3 separate regions of the Homo sapiens genome follow, and all the other regions are linked to region 3. A link is an interaction called in ENCODE POLR2A ChIA-PET data of the cell type or tissue named here. Cell type or tissue: HepG2. All regions are shown on one strand.

Region 1 (8,000 bases), 90 kb before region 3:
AACAAATCTTTGCTTTGCAAGACTGTTGCACACTTTATATTACTAAGGCTAACATGACTGGCCTTTGCACACTAAATGCTAATATATCCCCCAATAATTGTACAAGCTAAAATCGTCCCCTGCTCTCATTCCTGAAACAGCCCCTAAACATCAGTCAACCCCAGATGAGAAACACTGACCTACATAATTCACCTTTCACATCTCAATTCAAACATCACCTCAGAATTTCCTGTTACAATATTATTACATTACTCATTAATAGGAATAAATGTAATAACAATGATAGTATTCCCCACATATTGTAACCACACCTTTGTGGTTTTTTAACCTAACTCATTTATGTGGTAAAATGATTCCACATCAGTACATAAACACTTTCTTCATTCTGTTTGTTTGTTTGTTTTGAGATGGAGTCTTGCTCTGCTGCCCAGGCTGGAGTGCAGTGGTGCAATTTCAGCTCACTGCAACCACTGCCTCCGGGGCTTAAGCAATTCTCCTGCCTCGGCCTCCCAAGTAGTTCAGATTACAAGTGCGCACCACCACACCTGGCTAATTTTTGTACTTTTATTAGAGACAGGGTTTCACCATGTTGGCCAGGCTAGTCTAGAACTACTGACTTCAGATGATCCACCCACCTCGGCCTCTCAGAATGCTGGGATTATAGGCATGAGCCACCGTGCCTGGTCCACTTTCTTCATTCTGTTAAATGGCTACAGAGCATTCAATCATAGGAACGTCCTATTTTTTTTAAAGTAATTCCCCTAGTGAAAAACATTTAAGTTACTTCAGGAATTTTGCCATTATAAACAATAATGCAACAAATAGCCTTCACCATACATGATTTTCCACACATGTGAGTATACCAATAGGATAATGCCTACAAAAAGAATTAATGGGGGCTGGGCACGGTGGCTCACGCCTGTAATCCCAGCACTTTGGGAGGCTGAGGCGGGCAGATCACGAGGTCAGGAAATCGAGACCATCTTGGCCAACATGGTGAAACCCCGTCTGTACTAAAAATATAAAAATTAGCTGGGCGTGGTGGTGCGTGCCTGTAATCCCAGCTACTCAGGAGGCTGAGGCAGGAGATCCCTTGAACCCGGGAGTCGGAAGTTGCAGTGTGCCGAGATTGTGCCACTGCACTCCAGCTTGGCGACAGAACGAGACTCCGTCTCAAAAAAAAAAACAAAAAACAAAAAAAAAATTAATGCTCAGGGCTGAGCAGGGTGGCTCATGCCTGTAATCCCAGCACTTTGGGAGGCTGCGGCGGGTGGCTCACCTGAGGTCAGGAGCCACTGGACCATCATGTACAAATTACAGAGATATTAGACAATACTTGTGAGCAAAATGAAGACCTAAAACCCAGAAGCTCCTCAGTTAGAAAAAATATTAATAGCCTGGGCATGGCGGCTCACGTCTGTAATCCCAGCACTCTGGGAGGCCGAGATGGGTGGATCACCTGAGGTCAGGAGGTCAAGACCAGCCAGACCAACATGGTAAAACCCCACCTCTACTAAAAACACAAAAATTAGCTGGGAGTGGTGGCAGGCACCTGTAATTCCAGCTACTTGGGAGGCTGACACAGAAGAATCGCTTGAACCTGGGAGGGAGAGGTTGCAGTGAGCCGAGATGGCGTCACTGCACTCCAGGTTGGGCAACAGAGTAAGACTCCATTTCAAAAAATAAAAATAAAAATAAAAAAAGGAAAAATATTAATAATGGAATGGTGAGTGAATGTGCACATCAAGAGTTAAGACAGCTTGGCCGGGTGCTTTGGTTCACACCTGTAATCCCAGCACTTTGGGAGGCTGAGGCTGGCAGATCACTCAAGCCCAGAAGTTTGAGACTAGCCTGAGCAACATGGCAAAATCTTTCTCCATGAAAAATACAACAAGTAGCCAGATGTGGTAGCACACACTTATAATCCCAGATACTGGGGAGGCTCGCTTGAGCTCAGGAGGTCCACACTGCAGAGAGCCAAGATGGTTCCACTGCACTCCAGCCTGGGTGACAGAGCAAGACCCTGTCTCCAGAAAAAAAAAAAGAATTCCAGTTGGCTATCCCCAGGAACTCTTGCTCAAAATTTAAGGGGAATGATAACTAGCTCATAAATATGGAACTTGACTTTTGAAAATATATAACTAGGCCGGGTATGGTGGCTCACGCCTATAATCCCAGCACTTTGGGAGGCCGAGGCAGGCAGATCACAAGGTCAGGAAGGGCAGATCAGGAGTTCGAGACCAGCCTGGCCAATACGGTGAAGCCCTGTCTCTACTAAAAAATACAAAAGTTAGCCGGGCATGGTGGCATGCACCTGTAGTTCCAGCTTCTCAGGAGGCTGAGGCAGGAGAACAGCTGGAACCTGGGAGGTTCAGCCAAGTTCACGACACTGTACTCCAGCCTGGGCGACACAGTGAGACCCCGTCTCAAAAATAAAAGAAAAAGAAAAAGAAAATACGTAACTGCAGCCAGGTACGGTGGCTCAACACTTTGGGAGGCTGAGGTGGGTGGATCACCTGAGGTCAGGAGTTCGAGACGAGCCTGGCCAACACGGTGAAACCCCATCTCTACTACAAATACAAAAATCAGCCAGGCGTGTGGCATGCGCCTATAATCCCAGCTACTTGGGAGGCTGAGGCAGGAGAATCGGCTTGAACTCAGGAGGCGGAGGCTGCAGTGAGCCGAGATCACGCCACTGCAAATATATATATATGAAATATATATACAAAATATATATACATGAAATATATATACGAAATATATATGAAATATATATATGAAATATTTATACATGAAATATATATATGAAATATACATGAAACATATATACGAAATATATATACATGAAATATATATATATATATTTGCAGTGGCGTGATCTCGGCTCACTGCAGCCTCCGCCTCCTGGGTTCAAGCCGATATTTATCACTGCAGAAAAACGTTTTAGTTAACAAACTACATTTTTTTTCAGATAACACAATGGCAACAATTTGTAATGGTTTATGAAGCTACAAGAAAACACTGACTTTAATAGAATCTAAATACAACACCTGCCCATGGTCCCAGCTACTCTGGAGCCTGAGGTGGGGGGATCGCTTGAGCCCAGGAGTTACAGGCCAGCTGGGCAACACAGCAAGTCCCCATCCCTAAAAAAATAAATAAATAAATACAAGGCCTATACTAAATCAAGAATAAACAATTTTAAGTGATCATATTTCAACTATTTAATGAAATATGAATAGTTATTGTATAACTATGAACACGTAACTTGTCAGATGTAGTAGTAGACTGGCTACAGAAAAAAAAAAAAGCAACGGTCGGGCAAGGTGGCTCACGCCTGAAATCCCAGCACTTTGGGAGGTAGAGGTGGGCAGATCACGAGGTCAGGAGATCGAGACCATCCTGGGCAACATGGTGAAACCTCGTCTCTACTAAAAATACAAAAATTAGCTGGGCGTGGTGGCGCATGCCTGTAATGCCAGCTACTCGGGAGGCTGAGGCAGGAGAATCACTTGAACCAGGGAGTCAGAGGTTGCAGTGAGCCGAGATGGCGCCACTGCACTCCAGCCTGGCGACAGAGCGAGGCTCTGTCTCAAAAAATAATAATGAAAAAATTTTTTTAAAATAAAAAAACTATCAGTAGGCTAACTTATTAAACAGTAAAGGAAAACTTCAAATCGGGTTATAATTCTGATCATCTGAAATACTGATTACTTAAATCACAAGAGCTCATTCATTTAAGCAAGTAAAGTACAAATGTATCAAAATGGAGTTTGAGCTCTTGTTGACAGTTACCAATGACTCAGCAGGTAAGGAATTCATGGAATTCAGGTCTTCATGGTCTAGAAAGCACTGTAGCTAAACCACCCAGTTAATACCAAATCATCTGCTGGTTATCTAACTCCTTCCATCTTTTCTCAACTTCACAACTGCCATTACTTCTAAGTGGCAGGAGAAGAAGATAAATTTGAAATCAGTAAATATTATAAATTAGTTATTAGAAATACAAGAAAAAACTGTGGTCAGGAATGTGGTTAAACTGTAGTTTAAAACAAAGCCTTTGGATTACCCATGGATTTAGTTTAATCCATATAATCCTCCCCCTGCAGGCATGGATAATCAGGATCGCATTTCCCTTGAGGGCAAATCAGCATTTGCCTGGTGGTCTCCTGAATGCCTGAAGCACCAGAAGACAAACTACAGGACCAGGGATGCTGTCCTTGGGTTTACACTGGGGAGAATTCTGAGCTGCAGACCTATCTCTAGCAATACTATAATATAGGAGATGACTGTTGAGATTCACATTCTTGATTCCAGCAGTAAGCCAGCTACTCCCAGTTAAAGGGTCAACCTCAGGTGATCTGCTAAATATCTGAGGAGCTATTAAAAGAAAATAAGGAGATATGGCCGGGCGCGGTGGCTCATCCCTGTAATCCCAACACTTTGGGAGGCCCAGGCAGGTGGACCCACCTGACGCTGGAGTTTGAGACCAGGAGAATCACTTGAACCCGGGAGGCGGAGGTTGCAGTGAGCCAAGATCACGCCATTGCACTCCAGCCTGGGCAACAAGAGCAAAACTCCACTTCGGAAAAAAAAGAAAAGAAATGAAGGAGATATACATTCTCGGGGAGAAGGGGGGTCACAAAAAGAAAGATCCTAGGCTGGGTGCCATGACTCACACCTGTAATCTCAGCTCTTTGGGAGGCCAAGCAGGCAAATCACCTGAGCTCAGGAGTTTGAGACCAGCCTGGGCAACATGGTGAAACACTGCCTCTACAAAATACCAAAAAAAAAAAAAAAAAAAAAAGTTAGCTGGGCATAATGGTGCATGCCTGTACTCCCAGCTACTTGGGAGGCTGGAAGGATCACTTGAACCTGGGGAGGTCAAGGCTGCAGTGGGCCACGATTGCACCACTGCACTCCAATCTGGGTGACAGAGTGAGACCCTGTCAAAAAAAAGATTTGAGAAGGCAGCTACAGAGATGGGAAAGGACTCCTTCAAGTATGCCTGGGTCTTGGATAAACTGAAAGCTGAGCATGAACATGGTATCACCATTGGTATCTCCCTATGAAAATATGAGAACAGCAAGTATTACGTGACCATCACTGATGCTCAAGAAGACAGAGACTTTATCAATAACATGATTATAGGGACATCTCAGGCTGACTGTGCTGTTCTGATTGTTGCTGCTGGTGTCGGAGAATTTAAAGCTGGTATCTCCAAAAATGGGCAGACCTGTCAGCATGCCCTTCTGGCTTATATGCTGAAGTGTGAAGCAACTAATTGGTGTTAACAAAATGGATTCCACTGAGCCACCCTACAGCCAATACAGATATGAGGAAATCATTAAGGAAGTCAGCACTTACATTAAGAAAATTGGCTACAACCCCGACACAGTAGCATTTGTGCCAACTTCTGGTGGGAACAGTGACAACATGCTGAAGCCAAGTGATAACATGCCTTGGTTCATGGGATAGAAAGTCACCCATAAAGATGGCAATGCCAGGGGAACCATGCTACTCGAAGCTCTGGACTGCATCCTACCACTAACTCATCCAACTGACAAACCCTTGCATCTGTCTCTCCAGGATGTCTACAAAACTGGTGATATTGGTACTGTGCCTATAGGCCAAGTGGAGACTGGTGTTCTCAAACCCGGAATGGTGGTCACCTTTGCTCCAGTCAATGTTACAACTGAAGCAGTCTGTTGAAATGCACCATGAAGCTTTGGGTGAAGCTCTTCCTGCAGACAATGTGGACTTCAATGTCAAGAATGTGTCTGTCAAAGATGTTCATCACGGCAACGTTGCTGGTGACAGCAAAAATGACCCACCAATGGAAGCAGCTGGCTTCACTGCTCAAGTGATTATCCTGAACCATTCAGGCCAAATCAGTGCTGGCTATGCCACTGTACTGGATTGTCACACAGCTTACACAGCTTGCAAGTTTGCTGACCTGAAGGAAAAAGATTGATCACCATTCTAGTAAGAAGCTGGAAGATGGCCCTAAATTCTTGAAGTCTGGTGGTGCTGCCATAGTTGATATGGTTCCTGACAAGCCGATGTATGTTGAGAGCTTCTAGGACTATCCTCCTCTGGGTCATTTTGCTGCTCGTGATATGAAACAGAGTTGCCGTGGGTGTCATCAAAGCAGTGGACAAGAAGGCTGCTGGAGCTGGCAAGGTCACCAAGTCTGCCCAGAAAGCTCAGAAGGCTAAATGAATATTATCCCTAATACCTGCCACCTGAGTCTTAATCAGTGGTGGAAGAATAGCCTCAGAAATGTTTGTTTCAATCAGCCATTTAGGTTTAATAGTAAATGACTGGTTAATGATAACAATGCACTGTAAACCCCTCAGAAGAAAAGGAGAATGTGTTATGGACCATTTGGGTTTTTTTTTTTTTTTTTTTTTTGGCATGTGGCAGTTTTAAATTATTAACTTTTAAAATCAGTAGTTTTTAATGGAAACAACTGGACCAAAAATCGGTCACAGAATTTTGAGACCCATCAAAACAAAGTTTAATGAGAAAAAAAAAAAAGATATGGTAACTCTAAACCAAATAGTTCAGAGCATACATACACATACATTCTTACAACACATACACTCTCTCACACACGTGTGCAATGGGAGGGTCTCAGATTCAAAAACTAAGTTGTCTAATTAAACTAAAAATTCCTGGCCAGGCGCAGTGGCTTATGCCTGTAATCCCAGCACTTTGGGAGGCCAAGGCAGGCGGATCGCCTGAGGTCAGGAGTTCGAGACCAGCCTGACTAACATGGTAAAAACCCCGTCTCTACTAAAAATACAAAATTAGCTGGGCGTGGTTGTGGGCACCTGTAATCCCAGCTACTCGGGAGGCTGAGGCAGGAGAATTGCTTGAACCCAGCAGGCAGAGGTTGCAGTGAACCGAGATTGCACCATTGCACTCCAGCCTGGGCAACAAGAGCAAAACTCGGTCAATAAATAAATAAATAAATAAATATTCCTGATCTCTAAAAATACTAAATACGATTGAATACAGGATCAAACTACCACATCCTAAAACCAGTCCCCTTCAGTCAAGACCAAAATTCAAGGCCTCAAAAGGACAAAACAAGGTGGTTTTGTTTGGTTCCTTATTTTCAAAAAGACTAATGATTCAGGACGCAGTGAACAAAATTCACACTCGTTTTTGTCATTAATTGCTTAATGTCTAAAGGCTTGGTCTTTTCAGGGGTAGAGCACCTTAACGAAGATTGAGAGAGTTAAGAACGCCTAATAGAAGGCTGGGTTCAGTGGCTCTAGCCTGTAATCAGAGCACTTTGGGAGGCCAAGGCAGGAAGATGGCTTGAGGCCAAGAGCATGAGACCCAGCCTGGGCAACATAGCAAGAGCCTGTGTCTTCTACCTAAGAAATTTTTTTTTTTTTTAGTTAGCCAGGCAGGCATGATGGTATATGCCTATAGTACTATTAATAACCACTTAGGAGGCCGGTGCAGGAGGATCACTTGAGCACAGCAGTTCGAGGTTACGGTGAGCTACGATTGTGCCCCTGCACTCCAGCCTGGGTGACAGAACCAGACCTGGTCTCTTCAAAAACAAAACAAAAAGGCCGGGCCCGGGGGCTCACACCTGTAATCCCAGGACTTTGGGAGGCCGAGGCGGGCGGATCACAAGGTCAGGAAATCGAGACTATCCTGGCTAACACGGTGAAACCCTGTCTCTACTAAAAAAATACAAAAAAAAAAAAAATTAGCCGGGCGTGGTGGGGGCGCCTGTAATCCCAGCCACTCAGGAGGCTGAAGCAGGAAAATGGCGTGAACCTGGGAGGCGGAGCTTGAAGTAAACTGAGATCGCGCCACTGCACTCCAACCTGGGTGACAGAGCGAGACTCCGTCTCAAAAAAAACAAAACAAAACAAAAAAAGGTACCTGATAGAATAATAACTCTAGGGTCTCTGGTTACTGTCTAATTTGCCCAAATCCGGAACCAAAAAAAGGGGGAAGTGTGTTCAGGATAT
Region 2 (8,000 bases), 79 kb before region 3:
ACTAACACGGTGAAACCCCGTCTCTACTAAAAAAAAAATACAAAAAATTAGCCAGGCGTGGTGGCGGGCACCTATGGTCCCAGCTACTGGGGAGGCTGAGACAGGAGAACGGCGTGAACCCAGGAGGTGTGAACTCCAGGCTGGGCAACAGAGTGAGACTCCGTCTCAAATAAATAAAATAAAATAAAATAAAATTAAATTAAATTAAAATTAAAAATAGTGCTAGGCGCAGTGGCTCACGCCTGTAATCCCAGCACTTTGGGAGGCCGAGGCGGCCAGATCACCTGAGGTCAGGAGTTCAAGACCAGCCTGGCCAACATGGAGAAACCCCTAAAAATACAAAAAATTAGCTGGGCGTGGTGGCGGGTGCCTGTAATCCCAGCTACTTGGGAGGCTGAGGCAGAAGAATTGTTTGAACCGGGGAGGCGGAGGTTGCAGTGAGCCAAGATTGCACATTGCACTCCAGCCTGGGCAACAAGGGCAAAACTCAGTCTCTAAATAAGTAAATAAATAAAAACAAAATAAAAAATAAAAATAAATAATTTATTTATTGGGGCCAGGCACAGTGGCTGACGCCTGTAATCCCAGCACTTTGGGAGGCCAAGGCGGGAGGAACACGAGGTCAAAAGACTGAGACCATCCTGGCCAATATGGTGAAACCCCATGTTTACTAAAAATACAAAAATTAGCGGGGCATGGTGGTGTGCACCTGTAGTCCCAACTAATTTGGAGGCTGAGGCAGGAGAATCGCTTGAACCCGGGAGGTCACAGTGAGCAGAGATCGTGCCATTGCACTCCAGCCTGGCGACAGAGAGAGACTCCATCTCAAAACAAACAAACAAACAAAACAGAGGCCCATAAGACTGGGTAACATCCCCATAGCCCCAGCTGTTTTTACCCAGGTTGAGGCCTAAAACCAAGAGGTGACTTCTGACTCCCAGCCTTTTCACAGTGGCTAGCAGTAGTTCTACTGTTGAGTTCAACAGTCTAAGCTAGACAACTGGGAAAACCTCAAGAAAGAACATAATTTAGACTACAGTGTTCATTTTTCACTTTTTTCCATATAGTTGGCTGACATTCACAAAGCAAGTTGAAGCAAAAGCCTTTATGGATGAGTCTTTAAGAACACCAAGAAAGATAGGCAAGAGGTGCAAAATGACAAATCAAAACCCGACTTGATTTTCAACACTTCTAAAAAACACTCCGAAGGTGGTGGACTCAGGGTGTGAATCAGGGGTGTAAATTAGATTTTTGCTTCTTAAGTCATTTTGGCTTTAGTGAATACAATTCCAGTTTAAACCTTTAAGATTTTTACTTTCGGCCGGTCGCGGTGGTTCATGCCTGTAATCCCAGCATTTTGGGAGGCCCAGGCTGGCGGATCATTTGAGCCCAGGAGATCAAGACCAGCCTGGCCAACATGGCAAAACCACCTCTCTACCAAAAATACAAAGATTGGGCCGGGCGCGGTGGCTTCCTCCTGTAATCCCAGCAGTTTGGGAGGCCGAGGCGGGCGGATACCTGAGGTTGGGAGTCCGAGACCACCCTGACCAACATGGAGAAACCCCGTCTCTACCAAAAAAAGTACAAAATTAGCCGCGTGTGGTGGCACATGCCTGTAATCCCAACTACTCGGGAGGCTATGGCAGGAGAATCGCTTGAACCCGGGAGGCGGAGGTTGCGGTGAGCTGGAGATCGCGTCATTGCACTCCAGCCTGGACAACAAAAGCGAAACTCCGTCTCAAAAAAAAAAAAAAAAAAACAAAATTGAAAGATTGGCCAGGCGTGGTGGCACGCCCCTGTAGTCTCAGCCACTAGGGAGCCTGAGGCAGGAGGATCGCTTGAACCCAGGAGGCGGAGGTTGCAGTGAGCCAAGATGGCGACATTGCACTCCAGCCTGGGCGACAGACCGAGACCCTGCCTCAAAAAACAACAATAATTTTTTTTTAAAAAAGAAGCAAGATTCGGTCTCAAAAAGATTTTTTTTTTTTCTTTTTGAGACAGGGTATCCCTCTGTTGCCCAGGCTGGAGTCCAGTGGTGCCATCTCGGCTCACTGCAACCTCCGCCTCCCGGGTTCAAGGGATTCTCCTGCCTCAGCCTCCCAAGTAGCTGGGATTACAAGCGCCCGCCACCACGCCCTGCTAATTTTTGTGTTTTTGGTAGAGACGGGGTTTCACCATGTTGCTTGGGCTGGTGTCGAACTCCTGGAATCAATTGATCCGCCCGCCTCGGCCTCCCAAAGTGCTGGGATTACAGGCGTGAGCCAACGCACCTGGTCAGAAAAAAGACTTTACTTTCTTCCATACCTGCATTCTGAAACTGGGTTAAGATCCTTATCTGACCACCCTTTCCTGTGCTACATTATTATGACTTAAACAGTTCTGCTTTTACCATAAAATCTTACAATGTAGCATAAAAATCCCCAAATGATTAATGAACTGCTGAGACCTCTGACTCGTTGGAGACAATTTTATTACGAATCATATCTCCAAACTTCCATTCAGTGCTTCAAAATAAGTACTCATTTAATTATCATGACTTCACCAGACAGTCACACTGCCCACAATGATGTTTACAAAAGCACTTGTCACTCCCTTTGGATGTAGCAATGCAGAAAAAAGAGTCTGTTTCCATACTCTTCGTGTGTTTATAACTCTGTAACAAGTGGCAGAGTTCAAGTGTCACTTGAGATGAAACAGCAAAGCACTTCAAGTTTACGTCCCACCATCTTTCATCCTAAGCGAATCCCGAATTTGCTCGGTTTCATTTCAGCAGTAATTCCCACTCAGTACCTGAGACAGGGTTCCAATTCAGCCCTGCGGGAAGAGACTGCAGGATTCTAGTAAGGGACTATAGGATTCTATTTTGGCCACTGCGAGGTTAACAGGCTCCAATATTAAGCAACTCCAGTATCGGTTACTGCAACACCAGAGCAGATCGGAAATAAATGTGCCCCCAAACGCACGCCAGCAGCCAGGAATTAGCAATAGCTAACACGAGATGCTGCAGCAGGGGTATCATTTACTTAGCACTTGTTCAGTTATGCCTAACCTCACAACAACCTTATGGTGTATGTATTATTATTTCCATTTAACACATCAGGATATTTTGGCCCAAGGCCCCAGGACTGGTCAGCAGCGGCGTTGGGATTCGAAAACATGTCCATAACCTAATAACCCTGGGTCCACGCCTCTGAAATACACTTCTGCGCAAAAAGGCACCTGAGGGTCGGGAAGTTCCGGAGGTGTCCGCATAGACGCGGGGCGCGAGTACGCCGTCTCTCCACAGAAACGCCCCTCAGGAACGGGACCCAAAGCGACAGTGACCCGGGACGCCCGGCAGCGTCTCTGCCGCCCAGGGGCCGGGGGGCGCCACTCACCTTGGAGAGCCCAGGGCGGGCCGCAACCAAGCCAGACGCCCCCACCGGCCGGTAGGCGGTTATCCTCCAAGCTGGCAGGAAGCGCGGTGCAACCACAAGAGTCGCCAGCGCCGCAGGTAGCGGCAAGCTAGAACGCACCGCCAGCACGCCCGGGGGCACCGCAGCCGGCGCCGCGACCCAGCCGCCCCTCAGCCGCGCCGCATCCGGGTCCCGGCCGCCGCACTCACCTGCCTGGCGTTCCGCCGCCGCCGCCTGCTACTATTCCAAGTGCGCAGTCAGCAGCCCAGGCCGCCGCAACCGCTCCACTCCGGCGCCCCCATCCCTGCCTCTCTCGATCACCTCCCGCCTGCCCCGCGCAGCACTACACTCGCCCCCTCCCCACTGCCATGGCCCGCTCCGCCGCAGCGCCGCACAGGCCGACAGAGCACGCGCGCGCCGCCGCCGAACCCGCGCCCGTGTGCGCGCGCGCCAGCCTCTCAGGCCTGCATCCCAGCAGCCCCCGCCCCGCCCTGCGCCGCCCTCGGGCCAATCCCGGGCCCCGCGGTGGCGGCGGCGGCGGCGGCGGCAGTTGGGCTGGCAGGGTGTGGGGAGAGGCCTCACTGCCGATTCCTCTACCGTTGCCAGCCCGGCTGCGACGCTGCTGCACGGCCTTTCCTAACTCTCTTTGCGACTCCCAGAGGACTGCGGAATAGGGAATCCCCGGCAAGTCGCCTTCAGGAGAGACCCATCACCCGCTGCGGCCTCCATAACCTCCTCCCGAGAGATTCCGCTCTTCCTAGGTTCCTTGCTGGCCTTTTCTTCCCAGCCCTTCTCCCTGTTCTGCGACATGGACTGACTCCTAAATTCTTGGACGCAGCACTTATTTTTTTCCCGATACCCGTCTCCGTCTTTCACTCCCTTTGTGAGGATAGGGCGCTAGCTCGGCTGCCTCACAGCTGGCCCTTCAGTCCCTACACTGTGAATGGTTGTTTCTAGGGAAAAGTCCAGGCTTTCAAGCCCAAGATTCTTGTTCTTTGTTCAATTTTGCAGTAACAACACCTAACATTTGTCTGCAGAGCCTTAAACTTTACCCCTTTTTGCCTACCTTGTTTCCTGTTACCTTTGACCCCAACCGCGAAAAATCACAGTCCTCTTTCTAGTGGGACACTTAAATTTTACTTACTGAAAACCAACATTTTAACTCACTCCAAAGCTAGTATATTCTAACGTAATGCTCCTATATTACCCTGGACAAATAGTTGAGTAGTCAGGGATAAAATCTAGAAGTACAACATAATAAAAAGCAAACGTGACAAATCAATTAAGTGACAAACCAATAGTTTATTTGAGAAATGATCCTAGTTTTTTTATTTTTTATTTATTTACTTATTTTGAATGAGAGTTTCGCTACTGTTGCCCAGGCTGGAGTGCAATGGCGCGATCTTGGCTCACCGCAACTCTGCGTCCCCCGGTCAAGCGATTCTCCTGCCTCAGCCTTCCTGAGGATTACAGGCATGCGCCACCACGCCTGGCTAATTTTGTATTTTTAGTAGAGACGGGGTTTCTCCACGTTGGTCAGGCTGGTCTCGAACTCCCGACCTCAGGTGATCAGCCCGCCTCGGCCTCCCAAAGGGCTGGGATTACAGACATGAGCCACCGTGCCCGGCCAATGATCCTGGTTTTAATTGACTTTCGATTTAAAGCAAGAACATTGAAAAATAAATTCCAGAAGAGGCTGTAATACCAACACTTTGGGAGGCCGAGGTGGGCAGATCACTTGAGCCCAGGAGTTCACACCTAGCCTGGGCAATATGGCGAGACTGACAAAAATGACGTGAGTGTGGTGATGTGCATCTGTTGTCCCAGCTACTTGGGAGACTGAGGTGGGAGGATAATATGAACCCAGGAAGTCGAGGGAAGTCGAGGCTGGTGTGAGTCGAGATAGCACGGTAGCACCACTGCACTCCAGCCCGGGAAATAGAGCAAGACCCTGTCTAGGAAAAAAAAAAAAAATCCAGAAGAATTAAAAAATATAAAAATTTACAAAACAGAAACTTAAGAGGAAAAAAAAATTTTTTTTTGAGACAGTCTCATTCTGTTGCCCAGGCTGGAGTGCAGTGGCACCATCTCAGCTCATGGCAACCTCCACCTCCCAGGTTCAAGCAGTTCTCTTGCCTCAACCTCCAGAGTAGCTGGGATTACAGGCACCCGCCACCACACACGCCTAATTTTTTTTTTCTTTTTTTGAGACGGAGTCTTGCTCTGTCGTCAGGCTGTAGTACAGTGGCACAATCTCGGCTCACTGCAACCTCCGCCTCCTGAATTCAAGGGATTCCCCTGCCTCAGCCTCCCAAGTAGCTGGGACTGCAGGCGCGCACCACCATGCCCGGCTAATTTTTTGTTTTTTAGTAGAGACGGGATTTCCCTGTGTTGGCCGGGATGGTCTCCATCTCTTGACTTCGTGATCTGCCCGCCTCAGCCTCCCAAAAGTGATGTGATTACTGGCCAATGAGGCAGAAATTTTAAGCAAGACAGGAAGCCCAGAACCATTATAGAAAAAAGAAAAATATTTGCCTACATAAATATTTTGAAGGTTTTGCATGACCTCACAGTGATAAGTTTTGAAAAAGAAAAAACACAATAAGTTGGGAATGATGGCTCACACCTGTAATCCCAACACTTTGGGAGGCCGAGGCGGGTGGATCACCTGAGGCCGGGAGTTTGAGACCAAGCCTGGCCAATATGGTGAAACTTTGTCTCTACTAAAAATACAAAAATTAGCTGGGCGTGGTGGTGCGGGCCTGTGATCCCAGCTACTCTGGAGGCTGGGGTGGGAGAATCGCTTGAACCCAGGAGGCAGAGGTTGCAGTGAGCTGAGATTACGCCATTGTACTCCAGCCTGGACAACAGAGCAAGACTCTGTCTCAAAAATAAATAAATAAATAAATAATAGAAATGCATGGCCGGGTGCTGTGGCTCACTCCTGTAATCCCAGCACTTTGGGAGGCCAAAGCGGGCAGATCACCTGAGGTCAGGAGTTCAAGACCAGCCTGACCAATATGGTGAAACCCCGTCTCTACTAAAAATACAAAAATTATCCGGCCATGGTGGCGGGCATTTGTAGTGCCAACTACTCGGGAGGCTGAGACAGAATTGCTTGAACCTGGGAGACGAAGTTTGCAGTGAGCTGAGATAGTGCCACTGCACTCCAGCCTGGGTGACAGAGCTAGACTCCATCTCAAAAACAGAAAACATAAATTAATTAATTAATTAATTTAATTAAAATCCATTTATAGAACCTCTTTTATGTTAGAGATATAATGTGTTGGCCAGGTGTGGTGGCTCACATCTGCAATCCTAGCACTTTGGGGGCCAAGGTGGGTGGATCCCTTGAGCAATTTTTTAATTTTTATTTTTGAAAAAAGATATAATGTGTTTGCCATATTTTTCTGCAGTTCTATTCCATCTATTGTGTTTTTTCTTTTTCTTTTCTTTCTTTTTTTTTTTTTGAGTTGGAGTCTCACTCTGTCGCCAGGCTGGAGTGCCGTGGCATGATCTCGGCTCTCTGCAACCTCTGCCTGCGGAGTTCAAGCGATTCTCCTGCCTCAGCCTCCTGAGTAGCTGGGACTAAAGGGGTGCACCACCACGCCCAGCTATGTTCTTTTTTTTTTTTTTTGTATTTTTAGTAGAGACAGGGTTTCACCATGTTGGCCAGGATGGTCTCAATCTCTTGACCTTGTGATCTGCCCACCTTGGCCTCCCAAAGTGCTGGGATTAGAGGCCATGAGCCACTGCACCCGGCCTTATGTTTCTTTTTCTTTTCTTTTTTCTCTTTTCTTTTCTTTTGAGATGGAGTCTCACTCTGTCAACCAGGCTGGAGTGCAGTGGCATGATCTCGGCTCACTGCAACCTCCACCTCCTGAGTTCAATCGATTCTCATGCCTCAGCCTCCAGAGTACCTGGGACTACAGGCCCACACCACCACACCTAGCTAATTATCGTATTTTTAGTAGAGACAGGGTTTCACCATATTAGCCAGGCTGGTCTGGAAGTCCTGACCTCATGATCACCCGCCTCAGCCTCCCAAAGTGCTGTGATTACAGGTGTGAGCCACCGCGCCCAGCTGCTTTTTTTTTTTCCTGAGGGAGTGTCTTGCTCTGTTGCCCAGGCTGGAGTGCAATGGTGCAATCTCTGCTGCTCACTGCAACCTCCACCTCCTGAGTTCAAGCGATTCTCCTGCCTCAGCCCCCCGAGTAGCTGAGATTACAGGCACCTGACACCATGCCCAGCTAATTTTTATATTTTTTTAGATTCGGGGTTTCACCATGTTGGCCAGGCTGGTCTTAAACTCCTGACCTCAGGTGATCTGCCTGCCTCTGCCTCCCAAAGTGGTGGGATTACGGGTGTGAGCCACCGCACCCAGTCAACAATAAGAAACTTGAGAGATGAGATCATCCTGGATGTAGGATGGGTCCAAACCCAATGACAAGTGTCCTTATAAGAGAAGGGGAAAGAGAGATATGACACAGAGAAACATAGAGAGGAGGGTAATGTGAAGAAGGAGGCAAAGGTTGGAATGATACATCTACAAGTGGAGAACACCAAAGATTGCTGCCTCTGTTTCTCCGCTTCCTCAACTGCCTT
Region 3 (8,000 bases):
ACCCTTGGTAATTATACCCTTCTTAGACTGGGGTTACTACACATGTCCATTCACAATTGCAATGCGGGGGAAAGGTGCAGTGGCTCACGCTTGTCATCTCAGCACTTTGGGAGCCCAAGTGGGGGCAGATACCTTGAGCCCAGGAGTTGGAGACCAGCCTGGGCAGCATAGCGAGAACCCCATCTCTACAAAAAATACAAAAATTAGCCGGACGTGGTGGTGTGCCCCTGTAGTCCCAGCTACTTGGGAGGCTGAGGCAGGAGAATCGCTTGAACCCAAGATGGAGTGGGTGGCGGGGTCAGGCGAGTCGGGGGCGGAGGCTGCAGTGATCTGAGATTGCCATCAATTACTCATGCTGTTATGGGGACTCCTTCTCTCATCAGCTAGACACTGGTGAGTAGCTATAGTTTGTAATTCAATAGGACCCTTGTTGTGTCCCCTGGCAAGAGTGCAGCGCCTTCGGGGACTAGGGTCTCTAACCTTGCAAAGCCTAGAGTCGCGGGGACAGGAAGCACAGAGTGGGTCATTGGGACTGATGGTAATGGGGCTACTCCTCTTCCCTGGCTTAGGTGAGCTATGGCCTTGTGGCAATCTCCCTCTACCCCACTTGGATTAGTTTTGCCTCCTCAGGTTGCCTCTAAGCTCCAGGTTCCTGGCTTTCCACTCTGGAAAGCTTCATTGTTTCCTCCGGTGTGCTTTGTTTGCTGTTTGTTTTGACTGGGCAATTATTCAGAAGATTCAAAATTCAAGAGGCACAAAACAGCATTTTAATGAAAAGTCTCCTTCCTACTTCTATTTTCCAGCTATCCAAGTTCCCCTCTACAACAAATGTTTTCAATTTTTTAGATACCATAACACACCTTTTTTACCCAGATGGTAACATACTATACACATTGTTCTGTACCTTGTGTGCATGTTTTTAAAAATTTGCATACAGATGAGATTAGATCTTAGAAAGCATTTCAAATCAGTACGTAAAGAGATTTCTTTTTTCTTTTTTGAGACAGAGTCTTGCTCTGTTGTCCAGGCTGGAGTGCAGTGGTGCCATCTTGGCTCACTGCAACCTCCACCTCCTGAGTTCAAGTAATTCTCGTGTCTCAGCCTCCCGAGTAGTTGGAATTACAGGCGTGCGCCACCATGCCAGGCTAATTTTTTGTATTTTTAGTAGAGACGGTGTTTCACCATATTGGCCAGGCTGGTCTCGAACTCTTGACCTCAGGTGATCTGCCTGCCTTGGCTTCCCAAAATGCTGGGATTATAGGCATGAGCCACCGTACCTGGCCCCTAAAGAGATTTCTTATTTAATTTTTATGGATAATTTTTGTGTGTGTCTGTGTGTGTGAGAGAGAGAGAGAAAGAAAGAGAGAATGTACTATAATTTATTTAACCAGTCCACCAATTGATAGGTGCTTGGTTTTTTCTTATTCTCTGTGATTACAAACAATGTCGTAATTAATAACTGTGTACATTCCAGGTATGTGAGTATATCTGTAGAATAAACTTCTAGCAGTGGAATAGCTAGGCCAAAGGGTATTTAGATTTGTCATTTAACAGTTAATTGCCAAAATCACCTTTCATAGGGATGGTACAAGTTTGTCTTCTGCCCTTAATGTGCCTGTTTCTCCAGAGTTTTGCTGATTCAAGATGTTAACAAACCTTTTTAATCTTTGCCAGTATGAAAGGATAAAAATAATATCTCAAAGTTGTTTTAATTCATTAAGATTAGCCATATAAAGCTGCCGTTTTTAAGGTAAAACTAATCGTTGAATAGTAGCAATTTCATATTCTTTTATTTCTTTGTGAGATTGTAGATCTCAGTTTTTTTTTCGGATTTCTTCTGTTTTTAATTTAATTTTTTTATTTTTAAAATTTCATTAGCTTTCGGGGTCCAAGGGATTTTTGCTTGCATGGAGATGGACTGGGGGCCAAGACTTACAGGAACCAGATAAGACGCCTGAAAGAGTATGGTTAGATGGGGCAAAGCTAGGAAACTCTTGGGCTCAGCTAGGCCTGATAGGATCAGTATGTGTTGCTCGGTCTCCTCTAGGCGCTTGTGTTTGTTCCAAATCTAGCAGAACAAGCTGCTTCAGCCCAGCCCAGAGCACTAGCAGGGATGAAATGATGGGAAACTTGGGCTCTGCACATCCAGAAGTCTTGTAGCTCTGCTGAGCTCAGACTTGGAGTTACTCCAAGGGGCTGCCCCATCACATTTTGTTTGTTGTGAGCCTCAGAGCCCCAAGAGCCTGTCCTATCTTCTTTCTCTCTCTGTGGCGCTCAATAAGTACTTGTCCTGTCCTGTCCTGTCCTGGGCACTGAGGGTGGAGAGAAGAAACAAAGCAGAATGAGGGGGTGTTCTACCTTCAGGACTCACCATTATCGGAGGCTATCTCCTTGGGGGTCCCCAGAGCAGCCCCCTGCCCTCTCAAAAGTTTTCATGACTCTTATTGTGAGTACCTAAGCTTTTCTTTGTCTTTTTTTTTTAAATTGAAGACGATTTTACATGTAATTTTCCTACATCCGCACATCTAGACCTGCTTTGATAACTTTAAAGGCTACATAAGCTTTCACTGGATGGATACATCATAATTTTTTAACAATTCCTGTGTTGATGGACATTTAGGTTGTTCTTGCCTTTGACAGCACTGCCACAAACCTTTTTTTATGATTCTTTGTGCAAATGTGCAAGTGTAACTGTTGAATAAGCTCCTAAAAGTAGAACTGTTGGGTTAAAAGATGTGTGCATTTAAAAAAGTTGATTAGTATTGACTGACTGTTCAGATAACAGCTCAAATTGTCTCTCATTGGAGAAACAGAGGCCCCCAGAGGCCAAGTCCCCTCCAGTCCTCCCTATGTCACATATCCCAATGTTCCACAGGACTCACTGCTTTTTCACATTTGGTCTGACTTGCTGATATGGGTCTCAAATTGTCTCCCATTAACACAATCTTCTTAAAATTACATTTTCTTCTATAGTATGGATAGACCATAATTGGATTCATTTCCCTATTGATGGAACTTTATTGAGGTTGCCTCGGGATGGCGCTATGCAGATAATTTTGCAAAGAGCATTTGGGGCAGTCACGGTGGCTCATGCCTATAATCCCAGCATTTTGGGAGGCTGAGGCGGGAGGATTACTTGAGGTCAGGAGTTTGAGACCAGCCTGGCCAACATGGGTGAAACTCCACCTCTAACAAAAAATACAAAAATTGGTTGGGTGTGATGGCAGGCGCCTGTAGTCCCAGCTACTGGGGAGGCAGAGGTGGGAGAATCTCTTGAACCTCGGAGATGGAGGTTGCAGTGAGCTGAGATGGCACCACCGCACTCCAGCCTGGACGACAGAGTGAGACCCTGTCTCAAGAAAAAAAAAAAGAAAAAAAGAAAAAAAAAGACAAATTGCACTTCTGCCCAAACCCTTGCCTGAGCTAACAATAGTAGCTAACATGTATTGAACACTTTCTATGTGTCTGCCCTGCCCTTTGCAATGTATTAGCTCAAAACTCCGATTAATTAGATATTTTTATTAGCTTAATTTTACAGATGTGAAAGCTGAGGCAGACAGATAAATGGCATGTTCAGGGTTTTAGAGCTGATAAGAGACGGGGTTGGAGTTAAAATCCACGTTCTAGTTCCAGTCAGTGGGCCTGCCTGACCACTGTGCAATTCCTGGCTGCAAGTCCCAGCCTGGGGCTTTGGGTGCAAAGGGTGGCCATATTTAAAAGTGAGATGCTGTCCAATTACTCTCCCAAAGGGCTATGCCATTCTCTGGTACCACCAGAGTAAGAGTGAGGCCCTTTTTCTCTTCAAGGAGTATGTCTTTTTCTTTTTTTTTTTTCTTTTTTTTTTTTGAGACGGAGTCTTGATGTGTTGCCCACGCTGGAGTGCAGTGGCACGATCTCGGCTCACTGCAAGCTCCGCCTCCCTGGTTCACGCCATTCTCTTGCCTCAGCCTCCCGAGTAGCTGGGACTACAGGTGCCTGCCACCACGCCTGGCTAATTTTTTGTATTTTTAGTAGAGACGGGGTTTCACCGAGTTAGCCAGGATGGTCTCAATCTCCTGACCTCGTGATCCGCCCGCCTCGGCCTCCCAAAGTGCTAGGATTATAGGCGTGAGCCACTGCGCCCAGCCAGGAGTGTCTTTTTCTTTTCTTTTTTTTGAGACGGAGTCTCACTCTGTTGCCCAGGCTGAAGTGCAGTGGCGCAATCTTGGCTCACTGCGATCTCTGCCTCCTGGGTTCAAGCGATTCTCCTGCTTCAGCCTCCCGAGTAGCTGGGATAACAGGCGTGCGCCACCACGCCTGGCTAATTTTTGTATTTTTAGTAGAGACGGGGTTTCTCCATGTTAGTCAGGCTGGTCTCCAACTCCTGACCTTGTGATCCGTCCGCCTTGGCCTCCTAAAGCGTTGTGATTACAGGCGTGAGCCACCGCACCTGGCAGGAGTGTGTCTTTTTCATTTCCATATCCCTGGGTGTAGGGGATATGGAAATGAAATATACCCCACATAAGGTCCAGCATGGAGCAGGTAGGTGCCTGTGGGACGGCTGGATGGATGAATGGATGGATGAAGGGGAGCAGACAGGTGTGGAGAGAGGGAGGACAGGTCACACCAGAGGGGCCATTGCTCAGTGTGGCATCTTGCCTCTAAAACTCATTCATTTAACACGTTGAAGTGTTCCTTATTTTTCGGTTCCTAGCTGACTCGCCCCTTCCTGGAGGGATCTGCTGAAGCGTCCCTCTCCGATCAGAGCCTTCCCTGACCTTCCTGTCTCCACCGCACCATGCATTCCTCACCCTCCTTATCCCGCTTAGTTTTTCTCCACAGCATCTATCCTCACCGTACATGCATTTACACTTCTGTTTTGCTTATCGTTTTCCCCATCCCCGCAGGGGAGAATAGGAACCTCACTAGGGCAGAGGCTTTGTTTGTTCACTGATTCATCACCGGGACTTAGGACATTTCCTGCTGTTGTCGCTCAGTCAGTATTTGGTGAATATGGCCCCTGTTATTCACTGTTCCAGGAGCTGGGAGTGCAGCGGCGGGCGGGACAGAGACCCCGCCTTCAGGGCTCGACATTAATCCTGCCTGAAGGTGGGAGCCCGAAGAGCCTCTCCCAGCCCTGGGCTCCAGATCACTTTGTCCCTTCCTAAAGAAATCTAAGGCTGGCAGCGACGGCTCTCCCTTGGGCGCAACAGCCGCGCCCCCGGCGGCAGGCCCGCCCCACAGCGCCCCCTGGCGGCCCCGAGCGCGCCGCACTGGAGCCCCGCGCTCCGCAGGCGAGCTGGAAACCCCGGGAGCTCCGGGGCCATTTCCTCCCAACTTTCGGACACTTCTGCTTTCGCCCGGGGCGGGAAGAGGAGGAGGGCTGGGGGAGGGCGCAGCGCAGGGCGGGGCAGGAAGGCTGGGGCTCTGGCGCTTTCTGCCACGGCGTCATCTGGAAGACCCGCTTTTTCAAGGGCGAAGACCCCACATTCTTGGAGGGCCTAGCTTTCCTCCGGGCCCAGCTCTACACTCACCTTACGCCTCTTCTCCCCGCGGGAGGTGAGGGGTTGCGGGGTCACAGGAGGAGGCGAGGGCCGGGCCAATGTTCGTCCTGCCGCCCTACGTCCCCTAGGTCCTGCACCAGGGTTTTGGGGCCAAAGCAAGCAGTGCCTCTGTGTTTGGGGTGGAGCTTCTTCACGGTCTGTGAACACTACGCGCAAGCCCTCGGGCGCGGTATGGGCGAGTGCCCTGCCCTGGCGGGGGTCCCAGGGATCCGCAGGGAGGGGAAGGCCTCCGAACAGAAGTCAGGGCGCCACCTGGCGGCCGCAGCCCACAGCCCACAGCCCACAGCCCACAGCCCGCAGCCCGCAGCCCTCAGAGCCCAGACGCGCCTTAGGGGCCGCTTGGCCAGCGGGATCTGCAGACCCTAACCCTCCTGCAGGATCCCGGGCCCATTTCCCGTAGTGGTTGCGGGCCTGGGTCACTGACATACGTAAGGTATGACAATCCTACGCTAAGGTAGGATTGGACTTTGAAGAGCTGAGCAATGGCTGGGCATGGTGGTTCACTCCTGTAATCCTAGCACTTTGGGATGCTGAGGCAGGAGAATCGCTTGAGCCTAACAGTTCGAGACCCTGCCTCTACAATAAATTAAATAAATAAATAAATAAATAAATAAATAAATAAATAAATAAAAAAGGAGCCAGGTGGGCCTGGTGGTGCGCGCCTGTACTCTCAGCTACCCGAGAGGCTGAGGTGGGAGGATCTCTTGAGCCTGGCAGGTCCAGGCTGCAGTGAGCTGTGATTGCACCACTGCGCTCCAGATTGAGCGATAAAGTGAGACCCTGTCTCAAAAAGCAAAACAATATATAAAAGAGCTGAGCACCGACCAGTCCAAGCATGAGAATGGCTTCTGTTGCTGTTGGAACTGAAGTTTCCTGACTTCATGGATGCCCTGAGGGCTCAAAATGGCTTTACCTCCTCTCCATAGTTCTCTTTTTTTCTCCTCTGTCTATATTGTTCCTTTTATTCAGTCTTGATAAAGTGTGTGTGTGACAATAAAATGAATACATAGTCGCTATTTTTAAAAATGGAGAAAGTTCCTGTGGTTCCTGTTGGAAGTTTTCCCCTTCCTGAGAACATGGGTCTGTGCTCACTGGAAATGCAGGTTTGCTGGTTCTCCTTCCTTAATCCTGGCAGGACTCTTGGCCCGGAGTCAAGTCCACTCCCCTTCCTGGTGTGGGCAGGAATGGCCCATTTATCTCCAGGGCTGGAAGCACCTTGGAGGCAGCTCTGGAATTGGTGAGGCTTTGGGGGTGGGAGGTAGGGGGTGTCAGAAGGGAGGCATTGGGCATCCTCAGATGTTTCTCACTTTTTTCCTTTTGCATAACTTGATTAATTTTTTTTTTTGTGAAGTTCTTGCCCATTCAAAAACAGTTTTATTTTATTATTATTATTTTTTTTGAGACAGGGTCTCACTCCGTCACCCAGACTGGAGTGCAGTGGCACAATCACGGCTCACTGCAGCCTCCACGTCCCTGGGCTCAGGTGATCCTTCCACCTCAGCTTCCTGAATAGCTGGGACTACAGGCGTGCATTGGCTAATTTTTTTTTTCTCTCTTTCTTTCTTTTTTTTTTTTGTAGAGATGGGGTTTCACCATGTTTACCAGGCTGGTCTTGAACTCCTGGGCTCAAGCTATCCACCCCGCTCTGCCTCCCAAAGTGCTGGGATTACAGGCGTGAGCCACTGTGCCTGGCCAGTTTTATTTTATTGTAGTAGGTTTGCCTGTTGTTTCGTCTTATTTTTTTTCAGACATGGTCTCACTCTGTCGCCCAGGCTGGAGTGCAGTGGTGTAATCTCGGCTCACTGCAGCCTTCACCTCCTGAGTTCAGGTGATCCTCCCACCTCAGCCTCCCAAGTAGCTGGGACCACAGGTGGGTACCACCACACCCAGCTAATTTTGTTGTTGTTGTTGTTTTGTAGAGATGAGGTTTCGCCATGTTCCTCAGGCTGATCTTGAACTCCTGGGCTCAAGTAATCCCTGCCTTGGCCTCCCAAAGTGCTGGGATTACAGGTGTGACCCACCGCGCCCGGCCAGTTTTATTTGCTTGTATTAGGTATACCTTGTTTTATTAGTAGCCACTCATAACACGGATGCCCCCTTCTCAGTTGATCTGATTTTCTTACAAAGGGTCACATCAGTGATGGGCCAGTATCCCAGATCTGGGGTGGCAGAAACCAAGGTTGGTGGTCCACTTTCCCACTTTGGTCAGGGGTGTCCAGTCCAAGAAGTCCAGATTCCAGTAATAGGAAAGTTAGGCTGTCTTCTCCTTCTCTTTCTCCTCCTCCTTCTCCTTCTCCTTCTCCCTCTCCCTCTCCCTCTCCCTCTTCTTCTTCTTCTTTCTTCTTCTTCGACAGTCTCCTCTGTAGCCCAGGCTGGAGTGCAGTGCCAAGATCTCAGCTCACTGCAACCTCCACCTCCCGGGTACAGCCTCCCAAGTAGCTGGGATTACAGATGTGT

What was found. ChIA-PET counts read pairs that join two places held together with the same protein. Peaks named below come from ENCODE experiments on the same cell type or tissue, not always from the same donor. Only the 100,000 strongest peaks of a DNase experiment are listed, where the experiment ranks them.
Region 1: POLR2A ChIA-PET joins it to region 3 with 26 read pairs; 19 of 35 experiments call an interaction of 5 or more read pairs at or near these places.
Region 2: POLR2A ChIA-PET joins it to region 3 with 36 read pairs; 23 of 35 experiments call an interaction of 5 or more read pairs at or near these places.

The regions. Positions count from the first base shown.
Region 1 is chr3:138,820,108-138,828,107 of GRCh38, forward strand. The region is part of intron 1 of PIK3CB (phosphatidylinositol-4,5-bisphosphate 3-kinase catalytic subunit beta); the gene reads right to left. It also overlaps the pseudogene EEF1A1P25. Among named protein-coding and RNA genes, the nearest start is that of PIK3CB, 11 kb to the right of the region's middle. In HepG2, no CTCF peak of the experiment used is centred here; a DNase peak (open chromatin) is centred at 3,814.
Region 2 is chr3:138,831,091-138,839,090 of GRCh38, forward strand. PIK3CB (phosphatidylinositol-4,5-bisphosphate 3-kinase catalytic subunit beta) reads right to left here and starts at 3,838. Exons shown (of 24, transcript NM_006219.3): 1 at 3,605-3,838. RefSeq lists a silencer at 3,335-4,074. In HepG2, a CTCF peak has its summit at 3,395; DNase peaks (open chromatin) are centred at 2,591, 3,391 and 3,931; H3K4me3 peaks cover 2,770 bases.
Region 3 is chr3:138,910,343-138,918,342 of GRCh38, forward strand. It overlaps LOC124906289 (a long non-coding RNA gene), which reads right to left and starts at 5,640. Exons shown (of 2, transcript XR_007096114.1): 1 at 5,514-5,640. RefSeq lists silencers at 5,096-5,315, 5,726-5,875. In HepG2, CTCF peaks have their summits at 5,229 (motif pointing left) and 5,785 (motif pointing left); DNase peaks (open chromatin) are centred at 4,939, 5,249 and 5,739; H3K4me3 peaks cover 2,144 bases.